Linked DNA regions of Homo sapiens: region 2 is linked to region 1. A link is a contact called in ENCODE Hi-C or POLR2A ChIA-PET data. All regions are on one chromosome and are shown on one strand. Each heading gives the region's core, a stretch centred on a gene start or an enhancer-like site at or near the end of the contact. The rest is flanking DNA. Distances are from core to core; before and after follow the strand shown. Region 1 holds the start of PPIL1 (peptidylprolyl isomerase like 1). Region 2 has its middle 45 kb from the start of FGD2.

The links. Hi-C counts contacts between places; a loop is a spot of excess contacts on that map. ChIA-PET counts read pairs that join two places held with the same protein, here RNA polymerase II (POLR2A). Pooled maps may share reads with other maps.
Region 2: a pooled map shows a loop between it and region 1 (2.7-fold over the local background). The contact joins the enhancer-like site here to the promoter of PPIL1 in region 1. A Hi-C loop is called at or near these places in 9 of 50 pooled maps. POLR2A ChIA-PET finds 5 or more read pairs at or near these places in 4 of 52 experiments (B cell, T-cell, activated B cell and 1 more).

What each region holds. Positions count from the first base shown.
Region 1 is chr6:36,872,632-36,876,779 of GRCh38, reverse strand. It overlaps PPIL1 (peptidylprolyl isomerase like 1), which reads left to right and starts at 1,977. Exons shown (of 4, transcript NM_016059.5): 1 at 1,977-2,063. The coding sequence starts at 2,008. It also overlaps a transcript of C6orf89 not described here. RefSeq lists an enhancer at 1,757-1,986.
Region 2 is chr6:37,048,410-37,052,736 of GRCh38, reverse strand. No RefSeq gene overlaps it. Among named protein-coding and RNA genes, the nearest start is that of FGD2, 45 kb to the right of the region's middle. RefSeq lists an enhancer at 993-1,042 and cis regulatory regions at 1,850-2,425, 1,704-2,722. Within about 2 kb of position 2,441, at least 22 of the 41 ENCODE cell types and tissues checked have a DNase peak (open chromatin) inside an H3K27ac peak, as active enhancers do; they include B cell, where a contact is called at or near this core.

The sequences.
Region 1 (4,148 bases), core at 728-3,227:
AGGGAAAACTGTGTTTCTTCTTCTTCTTCTTCTTCTTCTTTTTTTTTTTTTTTTTGAGATGGAGTTTCACTTTTGTTGTGCAGGGTGGAGTGCAAAGGCAAAATCTCTGCTCACTGCAGCCTCCACCTTCCGTGTTCAAGTGATTCTCCTGCCTCAGCCTCCGAAGTAGCAGGGATTACAGGCATGCACCACTATGCCCAGCTTATTTTGTATTTTTAGTAGAGACAGGGTTTCACCATGTTGGTCAGGTTGGTCTTGAACTCCTGACCTCAGATGATCTGCCCGCCTCGGCCTCCGAAAGTGCCAGATTACAGGTGTCAGCCACTGCACCCAACCTACTGTGTGCTTCTTATTACAGTCCTCATTCCACGCTCCTACAGCTACGTATTTAGTTGCCCATCTCTCCTAGAATGTGAGTTTCTTTAGGGCAGGGCACTGTGTGTGTGAGACTCATCTCTGTCTCCTCAGTGCCAAGTGACTGGTAGGAGCTGCAGTAAAAGATTTAGGAAGAAAGTGATCATGATCTTGGGGGTGGCTTTTCAATATTCAGACATTGGAGCCTGGGAATGGCACATGACTCCCGAGATACACAGTAAAGAACTACATAAAGTCCAGAGAAAGGCAACTTAACAACAGACTAAACAGACCAAGGATTAAGACTTTTTCATCCAGCTCAAGGGCCACAAGGTGGGCATGAACTTGAAACTGCAGGAGGTGTAAAAATTATACTTTAGCATTTATCAGTTTAAAATGTAGTGTTCCGTTCATTATTCATTCAGCAAAGCTGAGCACCCTGTGCTCTGTACTGTGCAAGAAGAGCACAAAGATGAAGGAGGCCCAGCTCCTCTCTCAAGGAGCTGTCTAGTTTATCTTTACAACCTTGTACATCCTTATTCCTTGTTGACAATTAGGGACATTACAGTTGAACTGTCGTTAAGAGCACAAGTGCACCAGCTGTAGTACTTTAAGCAAGTTATTTAATCTGTAAGGCTCAGCTTCCTCAAAGTAAAATGGGAATAGTAATATCTACCTTGTGGGATTTTGAAGATTAAGCGTGAAAATACGCAATAAAATGCTTAGCTTGATGCCTGGCACATGGTAAACATTCAACCATCATTATTAAGTGGTGTGCAAAGCATTTACAGCGTTAAGTTTAGGTACTCTATTTCATTTTTGTCCTCCCTCCAAACATTATAGCTCCTCTAATTTGCTTCTGTTCCTCGCGCCCTGCGCAAACCCTCCTAACAACTTTCAGGTACCATCTATCCCAGCCAATGTTAAGCCTTGTTCTTGCTCTGATCCGTTTGTCCTGTTTTCTCCTGTCTCTTCCTTTCTTTATCTCCTATTTTCTTCCTGCCCCTTCCCTCTCTTTTCTCCTCAGACTCCTCGTCTTTGGATTCTGCAGGCTCAGATTTGCTTTATGACTATGGAAAAACAAGTATTAACTGCCGAGTCTATTTTCAGATCTGAAAAATGGTAATAATACTATCTACTTATAGAATTGTTTTGTGGAGTAGATGAGATAAGAAAGTGCAAGCACTGTGTACATCGTACAGCGCCTTACAAAAATTCTTTACTGGCATCTCTAAACTACCCTCTTTCATTCTCTGCCTCCCCTTCCCGTCCCTGCCCAATTGTGAGACTAAGAAATTCTTCGAATTTAATATTAGGACATAACTCCAACCAGAGCGCAGCTTTTCTGGTTGTTCCCGCCTTCCATGCCTAAACGAACCAATCAGATCGCCCAGAGTGGCGCGGTATCGCCACTTGGAGACCACCGCGAATGAAGTTTGCATTTTCCTCTGTTCTTGAGCCCAGCTTCTTCTCGTCTCCCACCCCAGCTTCCCGGCATTGGAAGAAGGGACCGTCCTCTTCCTTGTCTTGGCCACCCAAATCCTGGTATCGAAAGGGTTGAACGGACCGGAAGTGTGCAGCAGCGACGGGTCCCCAGCTAATCGACGCCGGAAGTAGCAATTACTAGACAAGCATTCCGCCGCCGGCTTCGCTATGGCGGCAATTCCCCCAGATTCCTGGCAGCCACCCAACGTTTACTTGGAGACCAGGTGAGGGGGTTCGGGCGTCTGGGGCTGGCAGAGGAGACGCGGAGCCCGGGCCTCACCACGGGTCTGCGTTCCTGGCGCGTTCCTCCGGGAGGCCGGCCTCCACGTGGAGGGGCGTGGAGCAGCGGCCGAGACGGCCCCCAGAGGGTTGAGAGGGGACCGCCATCGCCCGCGTCCAAGCTCCGCGGGGTCTTGTGCTGAGGTCTCAGCAATAGCTGCCTGATTGTCCTCCTTCCCCCAGTCCGCTCATTCATTCATTCATTCATTCAACAAACGTGTAATGAGTCCGCAAGCCAGGCATATGGAATATGAGTTCTGAGGATACAGAGGTAGATAAAACACAGACAGCCCTGCCTTTAGGAGCTTACGGTATAATGAAAGAGACAGACATGTAAACATTACGTGATAAGTAATACAGTTGTAGAAACAAATTCCAGTAAAATACAGGAAGAAGCACATTTTCCCCACTATCAAAGAGTGATGTGGTAACCAACCTGCTGGCGCCATGCCCCGCTGTATGTCATCTCATTTAGTTTAATCTTAGCAACTCAAATCATGAAGGTATTATTTAACTTTCTCCCTTTCAATATTAGCAGGAGGAAACGCCGGAATTTACAGCTTAAAGCCTTGACCAAAGCCACACAGCTAGTAACTGGAAGAACCTCGTTTGGAGCCTGGTGTGCTCGTCTCACCTTGCTAGATCCTTTAGCTCTATTCATTCCATTGCCTCTTTGGAAAAAGCTCAAAGTGATCTTTACAAAGTAGGACAAGGAAGGGATCCTGCTCAAAAAACCTTTAATAACGTCTTGCTGCTATAACAGTATAAAGTAAAAACGTATTAATCCTGACATTCAAGGTGATTTTTTTCATCTGGCCCTTGTCTACCTGCCATTCTCCCCTCAACAGCCAGGGACCAGCCAAGGTCCTCTGCCTTTCTGTTCTTGCCCATTGCTGCTTTCAGCTAAAGCAGAGTTCTGTCAGTCCTCTCTCTATTTGCTCATGCTGTTCATTTCATGCTCCCTGGCCATCTTCCCCACCTTATATGGCAAAATTCTACATCTTCAGGCTCCAACCTGTAATTTCTGAATTCTCCTGTTGGTATTTTTTAAAGTTACAAAATAAATTGTTAAATCCAAGCAATGTAGACATACAGAGTAAGAAGTGAAAGTCACCTCCTTCCTGAAAACACCATCAACAGTTTGTTGGATGATTGTCCAGACTTTTTTCTATGTACATATAAACCTCTCTCATGTTTTTTTAACAAAAAAATGGGATCATATGATCATACTGTATGTATGTTTTTTCTGTAACTTGGTTTTCTTTCACTCAGTAATTCAGGTAGCTGCCCATAGTATGGATAGTTGATATTTTAGGCATTTCCTATTTCAAGGACATTTAAGTTGCTTCCTTTTTTTTTGGCTATGACAAATACTGAGATGAACATCCTTGCACATATTGTATCCTTAGGCACTTTTGTATATTTTCCTAGAGGATACTTGGAAGTTGAAATTACTGAGGTATGCACATTTCAGAATTGTATACGTACTTCCTGATTGTCTTTCCAAAAGGCTACTTTCTGTATTTTGAAAATATCCTCCAGAATGTAAGCTTCATGAGGGAAAGAGTACCACACACAGAGTAACTGTCAATCTGTGTTGAATGGGAGCAGTGTGAAAGATGAATTGGATGAATTTCAGGCAGAAAGGCTGTTAGCTATTTTCTAGCACACTCCTCATATACTTATAGAGTGTTTACACTGTGCAAGGCACTGGGTATCCAGACTATACAGAGTTGACTCAATTCTCACATCTGGCCAGGTGCCATAGCTCACATCTGTAATCCAGCACTTTGGGAGGCCAAGGCAGGTAGATTGCTTGAGCCCAGGAGTTCAAGACAAGCCCGGGCAACATGGTGAAACCCCATCTCTACAAAAAAATACAACAAATTAGCTGAGCTTGGTGATGCATGCCTGTAGTCCCAGCTACTCAGGAGGCTGAGGTGAGAGGATCACTTGAGCCCGGGAGGTGGAGGTTGCGATAAGCTGAGATTGTGCCACTGCACTGTAACCTGGGTGACAGAGGAGACCCT
Region 2 (4,327 bases), core at 1,192-3,691, 180 kb before region 1:
AAGCTGAGGCAGGAGAATTGCTTGAGTCAGGGAGGTTTAGACTGCAGTGAGCTATGATCGAGCCACTGCACTCCAGCCTGGGTAACAAAGTGAGATCCTGTCTCAAAAAAAAAAAAAAAAAAGGAGAAAGAAAACGTGAGTTCCCAGAAGCTGGAGCACAGTGTTGGCCAAGCCAGGAACTGACAGCCAACTAACCCATCCTTTCCAGGGCTCCAGGGTCCACTTCCTCCGGGCAGGGCCGGCAGGTGCAGTCAGGACAGGGATTATGTTGATAATTGTGGTGGGGAGAGACAGGTCCAGAGGCTCCTCCTTCTGCCCCTCCGGCCACCCCCATCATAGGGGTGTGTCCTCCCTTGGGCCCCCTGCAGCCCTTGGAATTTGCCCCTCTATGTCTTCGCTGGAGGCTGATGCTTCCTGCCTTGTGTGTAACCCTGTGGGTCTCTCCTGACTGACACCAAGCATCCCGTATACACTGGTCCTCACGGTGTAGTCCCCAGGCCCGAAGCATCAGCACAACCTGGGAACTCTTTAGAAATGCAGAGTCACAGGCCTCTCCCCAGACCTAGTGAATCTGCCACTCTGGAGGCGGGGCCTCTGTGTTTTCAAAAGCCCTCCAGACCTAAGTGTGAGAACTGCTGCCTTATGGTAGGGCCCCACTGTGGCCCATGTTTTACACTGACTAATTCATTTTACAGATTGCCATGATTCCTGCTTAACAGACACGGAAACAAGCTCAGAGAGGTTAAGGAACTTGCCCAAGGTCACACAGCCAGCAGAGACAGGGCTGGGAGTGCGAGCCCATGCCTTTACTTCCCCACTCCACAGCTGTGCAGCTGCCTGGACGCCAGTCCCTCCTGCGGGGTCAGGGTCCAGCTCCGTGCTGGGCACACAGATGGCCCCACTCACATGGGTTGGACTAGGGTTTTGGCTCCTGGGTCGGAAGACCAGGCTGATTCCCCACAAGACCCAAGCAGCCCTGACCCCCTGTGGGAGGAAGGAGGTGGGCTCCATGTGCCTGCTGAGGCCCCTTCAGTCTTGACAGCTGCCGGCGGTTTGGACCAACGAACCCGCAGAGGAGGGGCGCACCGCCACCTGCTGGCTGGCATCATGGGTGATGCTGGGGACAAACGCAGGGATCCACAGACACACGTCTCAGGGACACCGTGGCAGGCGTGCACGTGTCTCCTCCTGCCGCACGCGGGTGCACTTGCCCACACGTGGATGTCTGAGCATGTGGGCACGTGGGGCTCTCAGCCACAAGGCCTGGTAGATAGCACTAAATTCACCCATTTACTTATTACCTCATCAAATGTTCATCCAGAGATGCCAAGCCCACTGTTGCTGTTATCCGGGAGCCTATAGGCCAGCTGGGTGTTGCTCAGAGCAACCACCAAGTGATGTGGACAAGGGTCCCTGGGGGATATACTCAGTGAGGTCATGCAGGCAGCCCCTACCCATCTGGACTGGGGCTCAGTCTCACAGGGTGGGCAGGAGAGGGCTGGGTGAAGGAGGCAGAGGCTCGTCACAGCAAAGCCTGGAGGAGGAGCTGGAATGGAGCACAGGGGTCCCTGGCACAGGTCTTGTGCAAGGCCGTGCAGGCTGGACCCTGTCCCCACAGTGGTGGCCGGGCTCTGGTGCCACACCATCCTGACATGTTTATATTAAAGCTTAGTACAAATAAGCTTATACAAATAAGCTTTGGGACCCTTTAGGACCCAAGGATCTCTCGGCCCCTTTGGGGCTGGCCTGAGATGTGATTTGTACCTGTGCACTGTCCCCCTTGCCACAGCAGCTGCCCTTGGATATATCAGGGATGAGGAGAGGCATCCCCAGTCCCAGAGAGAAGCCTGTTTCTGATCTCCGAATGGACGCAGCAGATAGCAGTCACCGTTAAGTCAAGCATTCCTGCGTGCCCAGCAAAAGACCATTTTTCTTAATCTACAAGGCCATCCGAAGCAGCTCACAGGGTGTGACCTATTCCAAAGCACAGCTCCACGTGCCCGTGAGGTCCCCCAGGACTCCACGGGAGAGTCAGTGCCTCTGTGGGGGATGGGAGCTGGATGGATGAGCTTTGCTGGGTGGTGGGCATAGCTGGGGGTCCAGAACGCAGACACAGAACGATCCTGGTTGGAGGGCTGGTGTGAGTGGGGAGGGACCCATTGGCAGAGCTGAGGGGTTGGTGGCTCCCAAACAGGAGTTGGCAGGCGGTGCTGGAAGAGGAAATGTTGGCAGCTCCCCAGTTCTGCCGATGGGCTTAGATGGAGCCTGTGACTTTATCAATGGCCAGTCCTCACTAGCCTGGCCCCCGGCCTGGCCCCTGACCTGTGGTTTTGCTCAGCAGTGCAGCGGTGGCGGCTTCCGAGAAGCCCCACCAAGACTTTCCTGTCAGGGCAACGCCAAGTTCCTCTTACCGAGGAAGGGGAAGTGGCGGGGTTTCTCCTAAGGCCTTTCAGTTTCTTTCTAAGAAGGTGGGTGTTCCAACCCCAGGGCCCTCAGCAGAGCCAAATGTTAAAGGAAGAGAAGTTGATCTTCGGGGGCTTCCTCACCCCAGTTCCAACCGAAGTTCCTTTGTTGGGGCCCACAGCGGACATTCCGAAAGAGGAAATGAGACACGTGCGTTCCACAGGCCCCTTCCCACGCCCCCTCCTTTCTCCCTTCTCCAGGGACATACTCCTTGATACCCTCCCTCCCCACCAACATGCACACTTAGGAAGTATGGCCTGCTACCCTTGGGGGCATCCCAGGTAGAAAACTTGCTTTTTCCACCTTCAAAGCTGAACTCTTCTGAGTCCGGCCTCCTCAGGACCCTGCTGAGTGACTAAAAATCTAACCCAGGGCTGGCCATGGTGGCTCACGTCTATAATCCCAGCACTTTAAGAAGCCAAGGCGGGAGGATCACTTGAGCCCAGGAGTTCAAGACCAGCCTGGACAACACAGTGAGACCTTGTCTCTTAAAAAAAAAAATTTAAAAATTAGCCAGGCGTAGTGGTGTGCGCCTATAGTCCCAGCTACTAGGGTGTGGTGGGAGAATTGCTAGAACCCGGCAAGTCGACGCTGCAGTGAGCTGTGATTGCACCACTGCACTCCAGCCTGGGCAACAGAGCAAGACTCTGTCTCAAACAAAACAAAACAAAAAAACGACTAACCCAAACAAAGCGCTGACAGATGACACTGGCTTAATGCAGATTCCAGTCCAGGGGATATGCCCATATTAGAGGCCCACAGCTTTCTGAGGGGCAACAAACCATGGGCACCCAGAGAATTCCAAGCTCACCCTCTTCAGAAGACCCACTGGCTTGATGGCCAAGTGCATGTCCTGACGTTCTTATAACAATAGCCACCATTGATTGTAAGTGCTTATTGCGCACCAGGTACTGGGCCAAGCATTTTACATTAATTTCCTCCTATAATCCCCACAGTGATGCCATGACAAAGATACAATCATGATCCCACAGTCAAGTAACCTGCTCGGCTCACATAGCCCATGAGCCCATTCTTCCTCGTAGGCCTCTTCTCAGAAAGGTGGGGAAGGACGAGTATCAGACCTTGACAGGAGTTGGCTGGGAAGGTCTGGTCTCCAATTTCCCACGATTGTCAAAGCCAGCTGTGCCTCTCCCAGAGGTGAAGAGCCAGCCATCTAGTCGTGGCCATCTTGGCTGCACTAATGTGGCCGTGGCTGGGGCCTTCCCCGAGTCATTGGGAACTCTTGATGCCTTCTTTATTTTCCTCCCAGAGATGTTGTTTTAAGGTTTTTGCTTTGCTGAAGCATGTGTTATGGGGACAGCGAGGGGATTCCCCTAAACCGTGATGCTGTTCTGTTCAAAAACATTTGCCTGGAGGTCCACAGCTGTGTGACTCACGCTGTTGGGTGGCAGGAAAACTCACAGCTGCAGTGGGGAGGGGCCTGGCCCAAACGAAATGGGATACTTACAGGGTGGCCAGGTTTAGTAAATAAAAATGCAGGATGCCCAGTTACATTTGAATTTCAGATAAACAGCAACATTTAGGACACCTTCATGCTAAACAACTTATTTGTTATTTATCTAAAATTCAATTGTAACTGGCCATCCTGCATTTTATCTGATAACCCTAGATACTCAGCACCCAGGATAAATCTCCCGCCTTCCCCCTGGCTTCAGCAGGGTGTTGCCGAGAGAAGACAACAAAACCTGGGAGAAGTCCACTGACCTGGGATGAAGACAAATCTGAGGGTCTCAGTGGTCTGAGGAGGGTAGATACACTCTGCTTCCAGGGTTCCCCTTGAGCAACTGCAAAATCTCAACCTCAGCCCAGGGCAGAATTCCACATTCAAATTCCACAAAATGCA